Linked DNA regions of Homo sapiens: region 2 is linked to region 1. The links are chromatin loops, found by intact Hi-C in ENCODE. Cell type or tissue: dorsolateral prefrontal cortex. All regions are shown on one strand. Links, peaks and the distances in the headings refer to the core of each region. The heading gives the core; the rest is flanking DNA.

Region 1 (5,383 bases), core at 96-5,095:
ATCATAGGATATAGGACGGTACCTCTTTCATGACCTAAGGAGTTGCACAAAATTTAAAGACATAGATGAAAATAAAAAATGACATGGAGGCTTCTGAGGTCAAAAGGGAAATACAGAAATTAATTGCATGCTTTTTTTCTATTTCAATTTAAGAAACATTTAATTTCTTATCATTTATTAGCCCAGAAAATACAGTTGTTCTTTGAGCTACTATACTTTTTAGTTATTTGCTAGCATTGTCCTTCTTCCGCCATGTTAATCCACATAACCCAGCTGAATTCTAGTATAAATCATGCTATTATATCAAGTGCCCATCCTATGCAAGGCCCTGTAGGCAGGAGAGCAACTAAAAAGGTTTTCCATCAAAGACAGAATGAAGGATGAATGTAATTGATCAAGTGAAAAAGACAACGTATGAAATCCAGGCAGTCACAAAAGTATGAAATATCATGGTGGACAAAATGAAAATATAAATTGTTTGGATGGCTGGGGTAGCAGAGAAAGAGCAGATTGCCCATCTGCCTGGGACCTGGGGCTGGATCCAGCAGCCCAGGGGCCAATCACTGCTCAAGGGAAGGTTTGCTTCAGAGTCATCAGGAGATTTAAAACACACACACACACACACACCTACCTTTTTCTTTTTATCTGGCCAGCAGACAAGGTAACTTAGATTCAGTAGGTATGGGGTTGGGACCCAGAAATATTTGTCTAAATGCTTTCCGGGTTTCAGTTCAAGATGGCAGACTGAGAACACGTATGTGCCTCCCTGAAACTTTACTGAAATAGTAGTAAAGAAGGACTAAGTGATTTACCCACACCCATGAAGAGAACAGAAAAATTGCAAGGGGGCCGGAGTCCATAATCTATTACTTAAGGGAAAGGCTGCAGCAGTTATAAAAGCCACAATTTCTGGCAGAGCTACAGAAAGGCTTCAAAACTGGTGTTAGCAGGAGTGGGTAATGAGTAATGTGACAAGAAAAATAGGTGATTAGAAGACAGTCTAGGGAACAGTTGAATCCTCCACTTCCAACTCATGTAGAATAACTGGTAACCCAGCTGCTGCTTCTTTTTAGGCTTTTTTTTTTTTTTTTTTTTTTTTTTACAGCAGATTTAGGTTCACAGCAAAATTAAGCAGGAGGTACAGAGAGTTCCCTGTATCCCCTACCTCCACATGTGCACAGCCTCACCCAGTATTAACATCCCCCACCAGAGGGTACTTATGTTGCAACTGATGAACCATCATTATCACCCCAAATCTAGAGTTTATATCATGGTTCACTCTTAGTGTGAACGTTGTATGGGTTTGAACGAATGTATAATGGCATGAAAAATCCACTGTTGTAGTATCACAAAGAGTGTTTTCAATGCCCTAAAATTCCCCCATGCTCCTCCTAATCATTCTTCCCCCACCCTAAACACCCAGCCTTTAACTACATAGTAAAGATGTTCTTTGAATGAGTTTTTCCAGAAATCTGAGAGATGCAATTTCTAGCCTGATTAACTTCTCCTTGGCTGAAGGCACAGGAAGACAAGCCCTCCCTACAGTTTTCCTGGCAAGTGGGGAATGAGAATACTCCACCCTGCTACAAGTACTCCTGAGGCTCAGACCTCACCAGGGACCCAGAGGAAGTGTGGAGGAAGATGAGAGCTGAAGTTAATTTCACTCCTGTTACATCGCAGCCTCAGGACAACTAATGATAGATGGTCTTTATGGTGATTACTATCAATCTTACTAGGGTGGCAATAAGAATTTTAATATAGAGCTTCAAAACAACCCAGCCAGGGCTGAGGCTGCCCCTTCTCTCCTCTTACTGCAAACACTGGCAATGGGAATCAAACTTTCCCTTTGAATTATATCTCTCAGAGAAGAAGGTATTCTCTGATAGGTAGAGGGACAAAAATAAGCCAAAGCTCCCCTTTGCAACTTTCATTGATTATCTTTGTTTTTTCCCTGGAGAAGAAAATAAACCAGCAGGAACAGGTGGTTGATGCTGGAGGAACCCAGCACTAGATTTGGCTGGAAAGGAGATGGGGGATCAGGAGTCTTAAACCCAATGCTCTTGGGAATCCAACTTGTCGTGTGACGCATAACATCAAGAGACTGCAGACCAAGGCAAGTTTTGGAAACTGGTGTGAATCAGTCCTCAGCCACTTGCTGAAAAAAATCACCTTCTTCAGGAGAGGGCACTGACAAGGACCAGGAATGTTTTCAGAGCTGCATCCAAATGGGCTGAGATACTCAAATCCCACCATGAGGACCTGGATGAGGCAGAAGCTCAGTCCTGGAACTGGACAAATGTAGCTTGCACAATGCCAATCTATCAGGCAGCAAAGCCACAGGTCCATCTGCACATGGCTTCTCAGTATTCCCCCTGGTCTAAGGCCCACAGTCCTATATTAGACCCCACTAGACTGTGGGCCCAAATCTGAGAAACTGCCCTGCTTTGAACAGAATGGGTTAGAGAAAATGCCCTTAAAATTCTTTTGCAATCTCACATGGCAGGAGTGAAGAAAGGAAAGAACCCTCAATTTGTAGTATTGAGAAATTAGCTTTTGTGGTGCAGGGGAGATTCCCTAATTTTTTATTGAAAATAAAACAGGTTTAATGCACTTGTTTTTAATGTCTCTTGCTCTACAATGAGGTTTTGTGGCTGATTTTCACACCGTGGGTCACTGCAACCTTTAGGTCTTTTCTTTTCTATACTCACACTCAATCAGCCAGTGCTCAAGCTATACCAATGTTGCACACACCTGAGTGTGTGTATGGGAAGGTGGGGCTGGGGGTTGAATACATCCCTTTGCATGTGTCTCTAGTGAGTTTAGTTCTGGTAGGTTCTGACCTCTCCTCTGGCCTTTTGAATGGAATCAGTCTGCTGCTCACAAACTTGGCTTTGTTTGAAAATGAATAAACCACTCTTCATCCCACAGTCCATTTAGGAAACCAAAACAGCCCTAGACCCAGGGTAGACTGGTACAGCACAGCTTTGGCACAATCTCCACCCACCCCTTCTCTTCACAAGGGACCATGGAAAATGCATTGAAAATGCCTCCTGGATTCCCAGTTCCAAGCCATCTTGAGCCATGCAACAAAGAGAAATGGTCGTTTTAAAGGTTCCTTTCTCCATGTGGATCTGTAATAACATTCCACATGAAGAGGATTTTTGTTTATGCATTTGCATATTCATTTTCTTTCTCTGTTGTGACTCCCCACGAGCTTTGCACAAATCCTGCCTCAATACACCTTTTGCTTTCAAAGCACCAGGCACACAGCTATTAGTTTTAATGTCTGTTTGTAAAAGTCGGCCCTGAAATTTAAAATTCAGTGAAATCTCTACACATGTTGAGATCACAGTTGTAAAGTGGCCCTTTTATGAATACCAGGGAAATAATAGAATCTTCACTTGCTTTCTGAGGCTGCGGCCGCAGCCGCTGCTGCTGCCTTGGTTACAGCCATGTGGGTTCTCAACAAGCTCTTAATTTGAATGGGCTGTTTATGTTCTGCTTACAGGAGGCAAGCCTAGGTATGAAGTCCACTAACCACAGGAGAGCTGGACTCGGTGAATTACTTTCTTTGCACTAAATATGCTCTATGTGACTAGCTCTCAGCCCACTTACAGCAACAGTGCAAGTGATAAGTGCTTGTGTTGGTTCTCATTCATAGGTGGGAATTGAACAATGAGAACACTTGGACACAGGGTGGGGAACATCGCACACTGGGCCTGTCGTGGAGTGGGGGGATGGGGGAGGGATAACATTAGGAGATATACCTAATGTAAACGATGAGTTAATGGGTGCAGCACACCAACATGTCACATGTATGCATATGTAACAAACCTGCAGGTTGTGCACATGTACCCTAGAACTTAAAGTATAATAATAATAATAAAAGAAATAAATTGGATCTCTGATACCCCCACTACCTCAAGCAGAGACTGATGAGTCAGTTCTATAAATAGATGCCATCTCCTCTAAACACAGGAAGGGGGTCTGTCTGGAGGTAGTATCTGTCCCTGTGCTGCTGGGGGGCGCTAGGAGATTACCTGTACACCTGTTTCGGTCAAGCTGTACCCCTGGGTCATCTGCCCAGGGCACAAATCTGTGGGGTCACGAGTTTCTGGGTAATTTCAGAGCCTTTTGTGGGATTACCCCTCATATTCACCCCCACTCAATCGTTCACCTGTTGAGAGCTGGGAGGAGAGGAAATGTCACAAGATGGTATTCCTTCTGCTGATTGATGCTGCAGTCAAAAATTATCCTTCTCACCCGGAAAGAGACATGGTACAGGCAAACAAGACAGTGATAGCTGCACAAGGTCAAACCAGAAATGAAGAAAAGCCAGAAACCGGGGGCCAGCCAGTGGGTTGGAAGCGACAGGACCACATCCATGGGCACACTAATGCCCAGACATGGGAGGTGATAAGAAGCAAAAGATACAAAAGAGGTGGGATGGTTGTTAAATTGTCTGCAAGTCCTTTGGCACTCTTCCCACAGAAGGTAGAGTCTAATTTCCCTCTCCCTGAATAGGGATCAATCTAGCGACTTGCTTGTGAGGGATAAGATGCATCAGAAGTGGCCCCCTGTGACTTCTGTGGCTAGCTTTCTGCCTGGTTCTCTCTTGGGACAGGTATCTCTGGAGCCCTGAGCCACCGTGGAGGATGCTGACCACCCAGAAGCTGCCCTGTTACAGAGAGCCCATAGAGGTAGCTGTGCCTGAGGGGCCCGAGGGATTCAAGACCTCAGTGCCTTGATCTTCGTAGCCAGATCCCAGGCACAGGGTGTGCAGAACTTCAGATGATTCTAATTCCCCGATTCAAGCAGCTGAGGCCGGGTGGGACAGAAACAAACCATTCCCACAGAGCAGTTTCCTAAGAAGCATCAATTAGAACTGTTGTTCTAACAAATCCAGGGAACTGAACCTGGATAAGATATAGAAGCTGTAGGGATGCAGATTTCAGCTTTCTGTAAAAACAAAATAATACAGCAGAAAGAAAACAAATTATATAAAATCAGAGGGGCCAGGTGCAGTGGCTCGCATCTATAATCCCAGCACTTTGGGAAGCCGAGGTGGGAGGATCGCCTGAGCCCAGGATTTGGAGGCCAGTCTGGGAAACATAGCAAGACCCCATATCTATAAAATTTATTTAAACTTAGCCAGGTATGGTGGTGCACCCTTGTAGGTGTTACTCTGGAGGTGGAGGCAGGGGGCTCACTTGAGCCCGGGAGGTCAAGACTCCAGTGAGCTATGATTGCACCACTGCACTCCAGCCTGGGTGACAGAGTAAGACCTAGTGTCAAAAAAATAAAAATGAAAATAAAAATAAAATCATAGGAACAAAACACAGAGCCCCACCTTAGCCACTGACAAACTGATTGAGTGGTTTGA
Region 2 (5,383 bases), core at 256-5,255, 87 kb after region 1:
AAAGAACTAAGATATTTCTTCAAACTCTGGCTAATCCTCTACACTCTGCTAAGGAGAGAGGAACTTTGGCATTCCTGAATGAGTCCTTAGGACCCTACATTCATCCTCTCTTAGGAAGCTAAGACATCCATGAGTTGGTCTCCAACTCTCGTGTTCAGAATTGGAAAGTGAGTACAGCAGAGTGGGGATAAAGGGAGGGGTGATTAGAATCACCCCAGAGAGTGTAATGTCTGAGACACGGAACATGCAGCACACCTTTTAAATGCTCGTGGAGTGGATAAAATATATCAACATCCATTGGTTTGAGGACTATTCATACTTATCTAGATGGAGGTTGGTGTGATGTTGGTGTAGTGACCTTCTAAATATTCCCAGTAGGAAGAATAGAATTTTCTCAGCCTATTCTGAATAGTCCCCCAATCCTGACTATGAAAATTAATTCATTGTCCCAGAAGTTTGGCTTAGAAGATTTTCTAAACTTCAGTTCATTTGAAGTTTGGTTTTTAGTCTGAATATTTATACTTGTCTTTCAAAGAAGTCTGTGGACCACATTACTTATTATTTTTTTCTGACTGATTTCACTTTCCTAGACCTCCATATACGTTATGAAAATTTTTAAGAGTTCAGTGATTTGCTGAATCATAGGTTGCCAGAGAAAAAATACTAGAAATTATCTGTTTCACTTTGGTTATTTTACAGATGAAATTGAGGCTTCTAATGCTGGTAAATATGAATACATTTACATTCTACTACCCACGCATTAAGCTGGATAGAAAGGGGGAATGTCATAAAGTGCAGGAATTTCAACAGATACTTTCCTAGAACATCATAAATGCCTGGAGCTGGTGGGAACAGAAGGAGGAGGGATCAATTTTTAAATTTGGTTTAATTTGACATTTCCAACTATCTAAGTACACATTAAAGTTTTCGTCCTCTCTGCACATTTCTCTCCATTCTTAATTTTTAAAATTACTCAATTTATAGATAAGAGAGTCAAATAAGTGATTTTAGAAGGCCCATAGTATTGATCTACTGTGCATTCATTTCAATGTGCTTTAACAGGAAATGTGTAGTCGTTTGTAAATCTGTCTTGGATGCTAAGTCCCTGAAGAAGGAAATACATCGGTCTCTGTCCAGCATCCCATCACCTTGTACATAGTGTTGGAAGCTTATATCACTTGCAAGTGTATTTAAAAATAGAGTTGCTGGGCCTCAGATATGGTAGTTAAAGGAAACCCGCAACTGGGCATTGGAATCCTGTTGCAAAATACCTCGCAACGAATCCGGTAAGAGGCAGTGATGTTCCTGCAGCTGCACGGAGTAAGGACCAGATGCTTGTGTCTGTGGTTATAAAAGACAAACAAGCAAACGTGTGTTATTTCTCCAATCACCTACAGTTTAAAGAAGGAGCTGGAAAACATATTTTTTTAACCTACGAAGTTACTAGGAAATACAAAGACCTTGGCAAAATAGAGAAGCTGGCTGGCTTTCTTTGAAAACCTGACAAAATGCATTTATCTGACTCATCTTGATGTCTTCAATGGACTCACAGGTTGATAAACAAACAGGAGAGAACATCAATTCATCCTTTTATTTTCAGCTGTGCTTTCTGTGTACTTGACTGTCCATTATGTAAAGCTGAGAAGTGGCTCTTTGATTGTGTTCACATTTGATTAAGAAACTCTGTGTTTGGCAGACCAAAATATACCAAACTGTTAATTGCTTTTTAAAGGAGAATTATGACACTTTTAACAAGCCACATATCTTACTGAGCCTTGTTAGAGTGGATGCTCTCATTCTGCGGAACTGTCTTATTTTGAGATTTGGGTCCCTAATTGCTTATAAACCATACTGTTTATTGAGTATTAACTGTGGCATGGCAGTTTATTATGGGAACTTATTGCTTAATGCCTATAAAAAGCAGTCTGAATGAGCTACTCTCTGCCTGTAGTGTCTCTGCTCCCCAAAACACACACACACATACACGCACTCACAAGCTCACAGGGCTACACTTAAGCTCATCAACTGCAAGAAGTATTGGCAGAATTACGCAGAGGCAAAGCTTAGGTAGCACGTTGCTTGGTAACCAGCAAGTCCTCTGTCGATTCTTCAGGGTGTCAGCCATACATTTTCCTCTGCACATTACCTACAATGAAAAGGTCGGTGACCCAATGAAATATCAGATCAAGTCAAACTATTAACTGGACAAATGCATTTAAAGTGCTCTTGTCCCCCGGTTGGGTCTGATTAGTATACATTATGGTCTTCTGAGGCAAGCATGAATCATTAATAGATTCAGACTCCGCTGCTCCCTGCAATGAAACATCATAACTCACTGTGGAGTAATGCAGTGTGTTGTGTTTATAAGATGTGGACCCTTCACTTAGTGTGATCTACAGTGTTGTTATTTTGTGGTAAGAACATAGCTCCTTCTGTTTTTGTTTTTGTTTTTTTTTAACATTAGTAAATAGTGTTTGTCATTGCGTTAAAAAAGAAAGAAAAATCTTTCCCCAGAAAAATCGTTCCCTGCCTGCCTGTGCCTGCATGGGGGAGGGGAGAGTAGCTTGGCCCGTAAATAGATGCATTGTTTTTTTGCTCACTCTATGAAACTTTTTTTAACCTCCTCCAGTTTAAAGTCAATTGTAATAGACCCAGGCAGGAAGAATCTCAATTCTGAAAATTAAAGAAAGGCAAACAATCTCAAGACAAAATTCCCGGAATTGAGTTTGAACTCTGACCTCTCCTTGTCTTCTTCCCTCTTCGGTGACTGTGCTGTGGCAGCCAGTTGGTTTTTGTATGAGAACCTAGAAACTGGGAATGTCTCCAGCTCTGCTTTCTCCCCCTGTGGCTAGAACCAGAAACTGAAGCTTCTGTGAGCTCAGCCATTTGTAATTTGACCTCTATGTGTCTAAATTAAGCTCACCGGGCAAAAGTGACTGTATGGTAGAACTTGGGTTTGATTATCCCTGCTACCCCTAATAACCCTATTTAATCCACATAAACACATTTTGTGGTGGGAAGAGGGAATACAGAACAGTATGATTTGCACGCAGCAGCGCTGAAACATTAATACTTACCCTGGAATGTACTCCCAGCTCCAGCCGACAGCCAGCTATTCTGACACTCATGACTATTGGGTAAACTGAAACACTATCTGACACGTCAGTCTAGCAGGCATGTGCTGAACACCTACTGTGTGCTAGGCACGGTGGGTGCTAGGATCCAAGACGACGCTCTCAGCCTGCACATCCAACCACAGCGGCAGACGTGGGAGGAGCTTAGTCCTGCAGCCGCGTGAGTTCCTTTACTTGGTTGAGTGGCAGGAATCTAGCCAAGAGGATGCCCATATCAATTTCTAAAGAGTTCATTCCACCCACAGTTCAAAAAAAAAAATGATGTATTTATTTTTCCATGGGAGTTAAGGAAGAAAACGCCCCAAACAAATGGAACTGGATAACTTGTAAAGAAAGATGATGGCTAACCTCGTGAAATGTTGGGCGACGTTTCATTCTGTTCTGTAATGCAGAGTTCAGCAGTTTCCATTCTTTGCTTTCCTTTCTCTTTTTGCCTTTACTTTGTGTGCTTGCCTCTAGTCTATTTCACAGGGTCCACAGAATTAGGGACCTGGACACTGCCTCTCAGGGAAATCATTACCAAGTCCCCGGTGCTTAAAGTTCCTATCACACAGTAGCAGCTCCTACATGTGTCTTCCTTCTCATTTTCTCTAGTATATAGCCACTGCTCTTCAGAGCTGCTACCAGTTGGAGCTGCCATTTAAGAAAGTATATACATAACAGGTACCAAATCTCTGAAATCCTGAAACTCTGGCTATGTACATCTATCACATTTCCGCTGTTTACAACTCCATGTCAAACGTATGTTTGTTAAAGCTACCTTTATTTCCAAGAATGTGGCAGCCGCGGGCATTGACTTCGGAGGCATAGCAAAGTTTCTCGACATCTGACTGTGCCACATAGCTCATGTAGTCCATCTGTCCTTTCAGAAGTGTCCCCAACCTGTAGTCATCTGGGTAAACCACCAACTTTATTGTTATGGGCTGAATTACATCCCCTAAAATTCACATGTTATACTCCTGACCCCCATTCACTCTGAATTTACAAATGTAATTAAATTCCAATGAGGTCATTAGGCTGGGCCTTCATCCGATCTGACTTGTGTCTATATAAGAAGAGGAGATTGGGACACAGACACACACCAAGGAAAGACAACGTGAAGACACAAAGAGAAGGCACCATTTGCAAGCCAAGGAGAGAGGCCTCAGAAGGAACCAACCCTGCCAACGTCTTGATCTTGGTCTGCCAAGCCTCCAGAATGATGAGAAAATACATTCTTGTTGTTTAAACCTCCCAGTCTATGCTACTTTGTTATGGTAGCCCTAGCACACTAGTATATTCATGCTTACAACAGTATCAGATTGCAGAGAAAGAAACATCAAAACATGAAATCAAGTGTTAGACTAAATTTCACTGTGCTTCAGGACAAATAGCACCCGTGGACAAATACATGTGCTTAAATGTTTATCTGGATTAGTGTCCAGATGAAGCCAATGGGCTTTAGTTTCTATCTTGGCTACAAAGCAGTGCGGGCAAAGGGCCATGCCAGGCCATTTGGTCTGTTTCTCTTCTGTTGACATCAAGGACACCCACTTGGAAGATGCTGGTTTGCCACCTCTAAGCATATCCATGTGAACATGAGATTCATTCTGAATACAAAAGGAAATTGGGAATGCCAAAGGAAGGACTTGGGCCGAGACCAGGAGGGAAAACTGGCATTCGTCCAGTTAGAAGACCTACGCAATGATAGAAAATGCAATCTCCAGCAAGTCCCTCATTCCATTATGTCTCTGTGTAATGGGAGACATAACACCTCCTTTCCTATATTAACAGTCAGAGGAGAGGTCATAAAACAACACAGTGTATGTATTAGGCCAAAAGCTGGAACGGAGGCTGATGAATGTACCAGGAAAGGACCATTAGCAAAATGATGGATTAAAGTTCTGTTTACATTTCTATTGGGATGGATCCTCGCTTGTTAGTTTAAGTAATCCTGTGCTTTGATTATAGCCATCAGCACATAAAAACAGGCTCTGTTAACCTCGAAGGTGTAAAATTCTAATGTGCTCATAGAAACTCAAGAACACTATCATTCACTGAAGTACTGGGGACTCCGAAAGAATGAAGGAGCCCTTAGTTTAAAAAAATAATTAAAGTTGTCAAGAAAGGCAAAAATAGGCCCATGGTCTATGAATAGCTCATTTTGCATTCTTTAGGTACATGGATCTGCTTCTTCCATTAGGTCTGTAAGACCGAGGATTATCTATTTCAATTTGGTCATTCTACAGATGAAATTGAGTATTCTAATG

What was found. A loop is a pair of places that touch in the nucleus more often than their neighbours do. Peaks named below come from ENCODE experiments on the same cell type or tissue, not always from the same donor. Only the 100,000 strongest peaks of a DNase experiment are listed, where the experiment ranks them.
Region 2: a loop joins it to region 1, with 2.1 times the contacts of the local background. A loop is called at or near these places in 3 of 110 quality-filtered maps.

The regions. Positions count from the first base shown.
Region 1 is chr10:6,996,757-7,002,139 of GRCh38, forward strand. All of the region lies in intron 2 of LOC105376387 (a long non-coding RNA gene), which reads right to left. Among named protein-coding and RNA genes, the nearest start is that of LINC02665, 97 kb to the right of the region's middle. In dorsolateral prefrontal cortex, for the core only: no CTCF peak of the experiment used is centred there; a DNase peak (open chromatin) is centred at 2,969; H3K4me3 peaks cover 510 bases; H3K27ac peaks cover 5,000 bases.
Region 2 is chr10:7,083,219-7,088,601 of GRCh38, forward strand. The region is part of intron 1 of LOC105376387 (a long non-coding RNA gene); the gene reads right to left. Among named protein-coding and RNA genes, the nearest start is that of LINC02665, 10 kb to the right of the region's middle. RefSeq lists an enhancer at 1-191. In dorsolateral prefrontal cortex, for the core only: CTCF peaks have their summits at 2,805 and 3,006; DNase peaks (open chromatin) are centred at 2,052, 2,563 and 2,809; H3K4me3 peaks cover 1,041 bases; H3K27ac peaks cover 2,845 bases.